Linked DNA regions of Homo sapiens: region 2 is linked to region 1. A link is an interaction called in ENCODE POLR2A ChIA-PET data of the cell type or tissue named here. Cell type or tissue: PC-9. All regions are shown on one strand. Links, peaks and the distances in the headings refer to the core of each region. The heading gives the core; the rest is flanking DNA. Region 1 overlaps LOC221946 (a long non-coding RNA gene). Region 2 overlaps RNF216 (ring finger protein 216).

Region 1 (5,370 bases), core at 168-5,167:
GAGTGGGGGTGTAGTGGGTGTTCCTAGCTGCCACGCCTTTGCCTTCACCTATGGGATCGTGGCTGTCAGCCTTGAGGGTCAGCCTGGCCCAGGCTCCCATAGGCTTAGGAGAGGCCGCAATTCCTACCTGTTCATCCAGACAGAGGGGGACCTGGAATCAAAGTCAAGTTGGGGTAGGGGGTCCATGGGGCCATATCTGGCCTGCAGACAGCTCTGGTTAGCTATGGGCTGAGGTCTGGATTCTGCCTTGTGACTGGAGACTGGGCGCCATCCCGTGGCCTCTGAGGGCCCAGTTTGTTCGTGACCCATGCTGCAGAGGGAGATACCCAGGCTCCTGGACCTCAGGGCCTGCCTGGCACTGCAGGCCAGGTTCTCTTTTTATTTCTGAGACGGGGTCTTGTGTTGCCCAGGCTGGAGTGTAATGGCACAACCATGGCTCACTGCAGCCTCAACTTTGGGCTCAAGCAATTCTCCTGCCTCAGCCTCCCAAGTAGCTGAAACTACACAGGCATGCCCCAGCACGCCCAGCTAGTTGCAGGTCAGATTCTCATTGTTCTACAGGGCCCTGAGTTAAATACTCTCGCAAGAAGAAACCAAGCCTGGCCTGCCTTCCCTCTGCTAGAAGCTGTGATTGACACCAGCAGAGAATGAAGGAAGAAAAGGGGGTGAGGATCCCTTGCAGGGATGCCGTTTACCCCAAACACCACCTGGTGCATAGCAGTTGTTCTGGAAATGATCCGGTCCCCCCAGGAGGCCTGGACTCTCAACTGTGCACAGTGGCCTACTGGCAGAGAGGAAGGTGGTACCCTTCCTCCTGTGTTATCTTGGAGGTCCCCTGAAGGGCTCTCTGGGGTGGTTCTAGCTCTTTTGGTCTGATTTCTGCAGTGGTGAGCCCTGGGCCACCTTGGGCCACTTAATCATTCAACCCCCATTCATTGAGTGACCACTCTACGGTGGGGGAGGCTACTGAGATGACCTGGACAAGGACCCTGCCCTGGAGGAGCTGTCAGTCTGGAAGTGAGGATTTAATTCATTTGCCCATTCATTCATTCATTCATTCATTCATTGAGGACTTAATTCATTTGCTCATTCATTCATTCATTTGCTCATTCATCCATTCATTCATCCATCCATCCATCCATCCAATCACTATTTGTGCCAGATAGTGCGGGTATAGAGGAGAACCAACCAGATGTGTTCCGTGTCCTCACCAGGCACCCAGTTTAATGGGGAAGACATCACAAGCACGAAGGCAAACAAATGAGTGTACAGTGACATGCTGTGATCATAGGAAGAGAGAGCAGAGACTTTGATGAACACGAGCATCGGGTGATGTTCATTATGTCGATTGTGGTGGTGGTCTTGCAGGTGTAGACATACTTCAAACCTTATCTAATTGGGCCTGCTGTGGTGACGCATGCTTGTAATCCCAGCATTTTGGGAAGCTGAGGTGGGAGGATCACTTGAGCCCAGGAGCTCAAGGCTGCAGTGAGCTATGATTGCACCACTGCACTCCAGCCTGGGTGACAGAACAAGACCGTGACTCTTAAAAATTAAAATAGGCCAGGCAGGCGTGGTGGCTCGCGCCTGTAATCGCAGCACTTTGGGAGGCTGAGGCAGGTGGGTCATTTGAGCCCAAATGCAGCCTAGGCAGCATAGTGAGATCCTGTCTCAATTTTTTTCTTTTTTTTGAGATGGAGTCTTGTTCTGTCACCCAGGCTGGAGTGCAGTGGTGTGGTGTGATCTTGGCTCACTGCAACTTTTGCCTCCTGGGTTCAAGCGATTCTCCTGTCTCAGTCTCCTGAGTTGCTGGGATTACAGGCATGTGTCACCACGCCTGGTTAGTTTTTGTATTTTTCACAGATACAGGGTTTTGCCATGTTGGCCAGGCTGGTCTTAAACTCCTGACCTCAGGTGATCCACCCGCCTTGGCCTCCCAAAATGCTGGGATTACAGGCGTGAGCCACCACGCCCGGCGGTTGTGCACTCCTTATGAGCATCTAATGCCTGATGATCTGTCACTGTCTCCCATCAGCCCCAGATGCGACTATCTAGTTGCAGGGAAAGAAGCTCAGGGCTCTCATTGATCCTATATCATGATGAGTTGTAGAATTATTTTATCATATATTAGAATGTAATAATAGAGATGGTGTACGCAATAAGCGTAATGTGCTTGAATCATCCCAAAACCATCCCCCTGCCCCCATTCATGGGAAAATTATCTTCCACGAAACTGGTCCCTGGTGTCAAAAAGACGGGACTGCTGACATTGGTGATGCACAGCTGGGACAGCTTCACCCATAGGTTGACCAGCAACTTCAGCAGCTCCTGCTTCTTGCCAAGGAAGTCCCAGCCTTAATCTTGCGTATAGCTGCACAAGCGTCTGCTGCCACCACCTACTCCAAGAGAAAGAGGAAGAGGGCCAGAAACACAGATTTTAAAAAGCAAAGGGAGACCAGCCTGACCAACATGGTGAGACCTCATCTCTACTAAAAACACAAAAGTTAGCCGGGCAGGGTGGCGTGCACCTGTAATCCTAGCTACTCGGGAGGCTGAGGCAGAAGAATCACTTGAATCTAGGAGGCAGAGGTTGCATTGAGCCAAGATTGTGTCACTGCACTCCAGCCTGGGAGACAGAGTGAGACTCTGTCCCCTCCCCCCAAAAAACAAAGGAGCCAGGTGCAGTGTCTCATGCCCGTCATCCTAGCACTTTGGGAGACTGAGGCAGTCGGATCACGTGAGGTCAAGAGTTCATCCCAGCACTTTGGGAGACCGAGGCAGTCGGATCACATGAGGTCAGGAGTTCGAGACCAGCCTGGCCATCGTGGTGAAACCCCATCTCTACTGAAAATACAAAAAATTATCTGGGCATAGTGGTGCACACCTGTAATCCCAGCTACTCAGGAGGCTGAGGCGGGAGAATCGCTTGAACTTGGGAGGTGGAGGTTGCAGTGAGCTGAGATCGCACCACTGCACTCTAGCCTGGGCAACACAGTGAGACTCCATTTCAAAAAAAAAAAAAGCAAAGGATCACTGAACATGGGCAGACATGGGGGTAGGGAGAGAGGAGCTGTCACTCTTTTTCTGTTGTTTTATTTTTTGTAGAGATGGGGTCTTGCTATATTGCCCAGGCTGGTCTTGAACTCCTGGCCTCAAGCCATCCACTCGTCTTGGCTCCCCAAAGTGCTGGGTTTGCAGGCGTGAGCCATCACGTCCAGCCTATTTCATTTTTTACAATCAGAGTCTCACTCTGTCACCCAGGCTGGAGTGCAGCACTGTGATCATAGTTTACTGTAACCTCCAACTCCTGGACTCACACAATCCTCCCGCCTCGACCTCCCACGTAGCTGGGACTACAGGTGTGGACCACCATGCCTGGCTAATTGGGCCGTCACTCTTGAGTAGGCTTCCCCAGAGGGCTTCCTGGAGGAAGAATGCTTGAGCTGGCTCCGGAGGCCAGAGGAGTCCCCTGGGGAGGTGGTGTGTCTCAGAGGCATGGATTGACTGGGGACACAGGCCCAAAGAGGAGATACAACCTCCAAGACAGAATGGAGCATTGGTTGATTGTCAGACACGTTGTCTATGTGGCTTTGGGAAGTCACATCACTGCCCATATCCCCATTTGAGAATTGGGCATATCAGTAACAACTGGAAGGTGACTGTAGCGGGTGCACTCCATCAGTACTTTCATTTTATTTTATTCTTGTTATTTTTTTGAGACAGAGTCTCACTCTGTCACCCAGGCTGGAGTGCAGTGGTGCGATCTCGGCTCACTGCAACCTCTACCTCTTGGGTTTAAGCAATTCTCTTGTCTCATCCTCCCTTGTAGCTGGGACTACAGGCGCGTGCCACCATGCCTGGCTAATTTTTGTGTTTTTAGTAGACACAGGGTTTCGTTATATTGTACAGGCTGGTCTCAAACTCCTGACCTCAGGTGATCCGCCCACCTTGGCCTCCCGAAGTGCTGGGATTACAGGCATGAGGCCCTTTTATTTTATTTATTTATTTTTTTAGATGGAGTTTCACTCTTGTCACCCAGGCTAGAGTGCAATGGCGTGTTCTCGGCTCACTGCAACCTCTGCCTCTTGGGTTCAAGCGATTCTCCTGTCTCAGCCTCTTGAGTAGCTGGGATTTCAGGCACACGCCATCACACCAGGCTAATTTCTTTTGTATTTTTAGTAGAGATGGGGTTTCACTATGCTGGCCAGGCTGGTCTCGAACTACTAACCTCAGGTGATCCACCTCCCTCGGCCTCCTGAAGTTCTGGGATTACAGGTGTGAGCCACTACGCCTGGCTATTTTATTTTTATTTTTAGAGATGTGATCTTGTTCTGTTGCCCAGGCTTAGTGCAGTGGTGTAATCGTCGCTCACTGCAGCCTCGAACTCCTGGCCTCAAGTGATCCTTCTATCTGTTGGTCTCCTAGAGGGCTGGGATTACCAGCATGAGCCACTGCGCCTGGCCAAGACTTTCCTTTTTTTTTTTTTTTTGAGACAGAGTCTTGCTCTGTCGCCCAGGCTGGAGTGCAGTGGGGCAATCTCGGCTCACTGCAGCCTCCGCCTCCCGGGTTCACACCATTCTCCTGCCTCAGCCTCCCAAGTAGCTGGGAGTACAGGCACCTGCCACCACGCTCGGCTAATTTTTTGTATTTTTAGTAGAGACGGGGTTTCACCGTGTTAGCCAGGATGGTCTCGATCTCCTGTCCTCGTGATCCGCCCGCCTCGGCCTCCCAAAGTGTTGGGATTACAGGCGTGAGCCACCAGGCCCAGCCTAGAGATGGAGTTTCACCATGTTGGCCAGGCTGGTCTCGAACTCCTGACCTCAAATGATCCGCCCACCTCAGCCTCCCAAAGTGCTGGGATTACAGGCGTGAGCCGCCGCACCCGGCCTCACCTGGCTAATTTTTAAAAATCTTTTGTAGAGATGGAGGTCTTGCTATATTGCTTGGGCTGATCTGAAACTCCTGGCCTCAAGCAGTCCTCTTGCCTCCACCTTCCAAAGTACTGGGATTACACGTATGAGCCACCTGTAATTAAATGCAGATATTTAATTAATCAAATATGACTAATTACTTAAATATTTAATTAATTAAAAATGCATATTTAATTACCCACGATGATGGAACACTTGATCTTAGCCAAAACGCTGAGTAGTGGTAACTATCCACAGTGATAAATGCCATCTAGGAATATTCCGAGGGACAATGGCAGAGGATGCGACGGAATCGTGACATGGTCTAGGGAAGGGTAGGGGTTCTGCAGAAGGGATGTGAGGAAGATGAAGAGAAATTAGCCATAGTTGGGGTGAGGGCCACTCACCAAGGTGAGTAGCTCATGCAACGGCCCTGAGGCCATTAGGTATGAGTGGGAGG
Region 2 (5,370 bases), core at 94-5,093, 110 kb before region 1:
CTGTGGTGCCATTCGTGTGCTTCGTCATGGTACTCATTGGATCCCACTGTGATCCATAGGTACACCTTCTGGAGTAGCGATGGGGCACTGGAGGGCTTCGTTTTGTTTTTTGGAGATGGAGTTTTGCTCTTGTCGCCCAGGCTGGAATGCAGTCGCGTGATCTTGGCTCACTGCAACCTGTGCCTCCCGGGTTCAAGCGATTCTGCTGCCTCAGCCTCCCAAGTAGCTGGAATTACAGGCACCCACCACCACGCCTGGCTAATTTTTGTATTTTTAGTAGAGATGGGGTTTCGCCATGTTGGCCAGGCTGGTCTCGAACCCCTGACATCAGGTGATTGGAGGGCTAACTTCTACCCTGGCCTGACACATCATTACGCTTGTTCTTTTGAGCCCTTGCTGATCCAGGGACACCTTGGTCGCTGATCAGCATCCACTCCCTCTCACCTCAGCCTGGCCTTGCTCATCAGAAAGGAGCTGTGCTGAGAATTCATTTGAAAGTTTTCACTGGGATTAGGAGGGGCCAGAAGGAGAGCAGAGACAGAACTCATTCAGGCCAGCTGGGTCCTTCTTAAGGCCTGTGCCAGAAACCAAGGATGAGGCACAGAGACTGCAGCCCTCGAGGGGATGCACCATGGTCTGTCATGGATCTGTGGCAGCGAGTAAAGATGCAGCCAGCAGCCCCTCCTGCCCCCACTGGCCAGGGCAAATGGCATGAACAGGAACTCAGATCTCAAATAGGTTCAGGTGAACCTCTATAGACCGCTGTCCAGGGTGAGCCCAGCAACCCAGCCTGAGCCATGCAGAGTTGAGAACTGCCGGCCATCCTTGGAACCTACAAGTCCAGACCTCCTGCCCTGGCCTCAGCACACTGCCCACCTTGGTGGTCCAGCCACTCTCTGCATCTTCTGAGCCTCAGGGTCCTCTTATGAAATCCTTGCCAGCCTCCCGTGGCGTGGAGAAGGGGGTGTGAGCTAAGCAATCCGTACAAGGCAGCAGGACCTCGTGGGGGCAGAGCGTGACCTTCTACAATGGAATCTGAGTGGGCTTGACAGTGAAGTGTGGATATAAAAGCAGCCAATGGAAAAGATATCAGAATGTTCCCAGGATTGATCTCTGGTGAGGAATTACGGCTGATTTTAGCTGTGTTGTTTTGTTCAATGTTTCCCAAGATTGTTTTAATCAATATGTATAAGGAAAAGAAATAATGGCATTTTTTTTTTTATGTTGATGAGAACCAAATCCCTGAGTTTTTTGTGACGAGAAGAGGCCAGAAAGAGAAAATGTCATGGGACCCCCATGGGATTCAAGTAACTTGGTAGTGTCAGGAGAAAACATGTCAGGCAAGGAAATCTTGAAGCATTCGCTTCTGCCTTTGAGATGGACCAAAACCAGTGAGCTGAGAACAGCACCTGGTCAGAGGCCACTGGAGACCAGTGACCCAGGGAGGCACTACAGCCTCTCACCTCAGTGCTGGGCCCCCATGTGCAGCTTAGATTTCTGGCTCAAGAGATGAGGGTTATGAGCTTTCCCAAGCTCCCCACTCCCACTCTGGGCAAGAGGAATCTACTGGCTTTCATCCCAAAGGACAAGTGCCAGGGACCAGAGGCCGACAAGTGGGCTGTTTCAGGGGATGGCACATGCACTTCTGGGTAAGCTGAGCCTGAGAAAAGGAGGATTGTTCCCTAAAAATTTCCAAAACACAGCCCCTTGCTCTGCGTTTTGGCTGTTTGTTTCCTTGAGTAGAAGTGTTTTGTTTTGTTTTGTCCTGTTACGTCTTGTAAGGGGAGAAAGGAGGTTTCAGAATTCTGCTCTTCTCAGAAGGAACCCTCTTGTGTTTCTGCACTCTTTATAGAATAAAGCACACCTTAGAACAGTTGCCTCTGACACACGCTCCCAGCCCGACAGCAGTGTTCTCAGGCCCCCAGTCAGGTTTGCCAGAAGTTCCGATTCAGAAACCTGAGGGGTTATGTGGTTAACAGCTCAGGCTTTGAGACGAGATTGCCTGGGTCACAACCTCGCTGTGCCAGGGTTTCCTCATCTGCAGCGTGGCAATCAGTTCATAGTGCCTGACTCAGGGAGCTGTGGTGAAACTGAGGTCCATGTGAGGTGTGTAGACAGGGGCTGGTGCATAGTAATCTCTCAGTGCATGTTAACTACTGTTGTTGTCACTGTGCTTGGCGCTTTATAAGAGTGATCAGACCAGGTGCAGTGGCTCACACCTGTAATCCCTGCACTTTGGGAGGCGGAGGTGGGAGGATGGCTTGAGGCCAGGAGTTTGAGACCTGCCTGGACAACACAGTGAGAACTCCCCCTCCACCACCATCTCTATAAGAAAAATTAAAAATTAGCTGGGCATGGTGATACACACCTGTAGTCCCACCTACTCGGGGAGCCTAAGGTGAGAAGATCACTTGAGCCCAGGAGTTCAAGGCTGCAGTGAGCTATAATCACGCCATTTTACTCCACCCTGGGCTGAGCAAGACCCTGTCTAGAGGGAAAAAAAAAGGTACGAGATGATTGGCTTCTCACCCTAACCTGTTTTGGAAAGGAGTGGGTTCCAGGTTAGGTAGTGGGGGTAGAGCTGCATATGCACTCAAGCCAGGTCTGGAGCCCCAGAGTTGTAGTTCTTCCCGTGACGCCAGCAGCCTCTCTTGAAGAAGCCAGCACTGCTTTAAAATGAGTTCACCCTGCCATCCAGGCAGCTCTACCACCAGGGTTTCCTGTTTGTGACTCAGCCCCGAGACAGCAGGACAGTTGTGCTGTGATCCAGCTCAGCCCCTGGCTCCTCCTCATCCTCTTTCCTTCTATTTTTCCCCTCTCCCAGCAGCCTAGGTGTGTCCTAGATTTGTAGCGTGGCCTTTTTCCAAGTGTCCTCTTCACAGGATGGTGATGCTCATATGCCTGGAATGTTTCCTGAGGGACTTGACTCCAGAATGGACTCAATACCCCATCTGTCACTTATCCCAAGTCCAAGAAGTATCTTATGAGGGACTAGGCCTCATGTTTAACCTCAAAATCAATCCTAAACCCTCCCTCCCTCTTTTTTTTTTTTTTTTTTTTTTTGAGACAGAGTCTTGCTCTGTTGCCCAGGCTGGAGTGCAGTGGCACCATCTCGGCTAACTGCAGCCTCTGCCTCCCAGATTCAAGTGATTCTCCTGCCTCAGCCTCCCGAGTAGTTGAGATTACAGACGCCTGCCACTGCACCTAGCTAATTTTTGTATTTTTAGTAGAGATGAGGTTTCACCATATTGGCCAGGCCTGTCTCAAACTCCTGACGTCGTGATCCGCCCGCCTCGGCCTCCCAAAGTGCTGGGATTACAGGCGCAAGACGCCGCTTCTGGCCCCTCCCTCTTTTTAATTGTGGTGAAGCATAAGATAAAATTTGCCATTTTTAAGTTTACAATTCAGTTATCTTCACTTTTTTTTTTCTGAGACAGGATCTTCCCCTGTTGTGCCAGTACAATGGCACAATCATAGCTCACTGCAGCCTCAACCTCCTTGGGCTCTAGTGATCCTCCCACCTCAGCCCCACAAATAGCCCCCCAGTAGCCACACCTGGCTAATTTTTAAAATTTTGTAGAGCTGGGTTCTCACTGTGTTGCCCTTGCTGGTCTGAAAATCCTGGCCTCAAGCGATCCTGCTGCCTCAGCCTCCCAAAGCACTGGAATTGTCTTCACTTTTTTTTTTTTTTTTTTGAGACAGAGTCTTGCTCTGTCACCCAAGCTGGAGTGCAGTGGCGCCATCTCTGCTCATTGCAATCTCCACCTGCAGCTTCAAGCAATTCTGCCTCAGCTTCCAGAGTAGCTGGGATTACAGGCACACGCCACCACACCTGGCTAATTTTTTGTATTTTTAGTAGAGATGGGGTTTCACCGTGTTAGCCACACTGGTCTCTTAACTCCTGGCCTCAAGTCATCCACCCACCTCGAACTCCCAAAGTGCTGGGATTACAGGCATGAGCCAACTGCACCTGGCCTGTCTTCACTCTTGACTTGAGGAATTTCAAATGCTTCAGAGAAACTGATTGTGGAAGGAACTTCCTCCCCAAATTAAGAAAGAAATCTTCCAGCTGGGTGTGATGGCTCATGCCTGTAATCCCAACATTTTGGGGAGACCAAGGTTGGGTGCATCGCTTGAGCCCAGGAGTTCAAGACTAGCCTGAGCAACATGGTGAAACCCCATTTCTACAAAAAAAAAAAAAAAAGTCAGATATGGTGGTGGGCGCCTGTAGTCTGAGCTACCAAGAGGCTAGGGCAGGAAGATCTCTTGAGCCCAGGAGGTGGAGGCTGCAGTGATCTATGATGGTGCCACTGCACCCCAGCCTGGACAGCAGAGCAAGACACTGTCTCAAAGAAAAGGAAAGAAATCTTCCCTTTAGAGTCTAACATATTAGCTAAAAGCGTAATTTTTTTATTTTAAAAAAGAAAAAAAACTTTTAAGTTGTATTAAAGTTATTAAGCACAGTGTCCTGTGACTCTAGCCAGTTGGAGACAGTTGAAATCTGAAACACCTAACCCTATATCTAGGTATAACTGACAGTTGGCTCATGATTTATGATAAAATTGTAGGTCATTGTAGCTGAGTGCCGTCATTTTGGGTGAAATACAAACCAGACTGTCTTTAGACTCCTAAGGGCGTGACTCCCAAGACAGGACTCAAGGGCAAATGGTCTTGATTCCACTTGCCAATCAGGAGAGTGATCAGAGCAGAGGGAGGGATTGGAAGAAAGGCTCTGGGGTGGCTGTCTTCGGAGGGTGAGGATGCGACACTTTTATTCCCTTGGGACTCTGAGGCTCCCTCTTCCTCTCCAGGAAGAACTCTGAATGGCAGGCTGGGAAGGTTCTATCTGCAGTGTCCTCCAGACCCCGCCGATCTGTATCAGAAACCTGGGCTCGCGCTCCTATGCAGGTGCCTCAGACCCTTCTGAGGGAGTTCTGAAATAGGATTTATTCAGGAGCACTGGGATTTATCACGGAAGCTTAGTGATAAAAATCAGGCAGTGGCCTGCATGCTCTCAGCCTCAGCAGTGCCACAGGGGGCCAGAGCTCTTCTCCCCAAAAGAGAGCCTCTCTTGTCCCTCGTGTTTTATCAGGGGAGAGTCTGAGGGAAAAAAGGGGGTTAGTGGCTAGTCTTTTTTTTTTTTTTAGACAGAGTCTCCCTCTGTCGCCAGGCTGGAGTGCAGTGGCGCGATCTCGGCTCACTGCAACCTCCACCTCCCAGGTTCAAGCCATTCTCCTGCCTCAGCCTCCCGAGTAGCTGGGATTATAGGCGTGTACCACCACGCTCAGCTAATTTTTTGTATTGTTAGTAGAGACAGGGTTTCACCGTGTTAGCCAGGATGATCTCTATCTCCTGACCTCGTGGTCCGCC

The links. Peaks named below come from ENCODE experiments on the same cell type or tissue, not always from the same donor. Only the 100,000 strongest peaks of a DNase experiment are listed, where the experiment ranks them.
Region 2: POLR2A ChIA-PET joins it to region 1 with 6 read pairs; 9 of 35 experiments call an interaction of 5 or more read pairs at or near these places.

What each region holds. Positions count from the first base shown.
Region 1 is chr7:5,521,369-5,526,738 of GRCh38, reverse strand. LOC221946 (a long non-coding RNA gene) reads right to left here. Exons shown (of 4, transcript NR_126168.1): 2 at 5,110-5,254; 3 at 4,893-5,025; 4 at 1,194-2,396. Among named protein-coding and RNA genes, the nearest start is that of ACTB, 6.5 kb to the left of the region's middle. RefSeq lists enhancers at 400-709, 1,360-1,409, 1,730-1,789, 2,600-2,649, 2,760-2,859 and 2 more. In PC-9, for the core only: a CTCF peak has its summit at 2,100; DNase peaks (open chromatin) are centred at 1,141, 2,388, 3,178, 3,458 and 5 weaker places; H3K27ac peaks cover 1,007 bases.
Region 2 is chr7:5,627,520-5,632,889 of GRCh38, reverse strand. All of the region lies in intron 15 of RNF216 (ring finger protein 216), which reads left to right. Among named protein-coding and RNA genes, the nearest start is that of FSCN1, 37 kb to the right of the region's middle. RefSeq lists enhancers at 1-603, 5,021-5,370. In PC-9, for the core only: no CTCF peak of the experiment used is centred there; a DNase peak (open chromatin) is centred at 2,799; H3K27ac peaks cover 831 bases.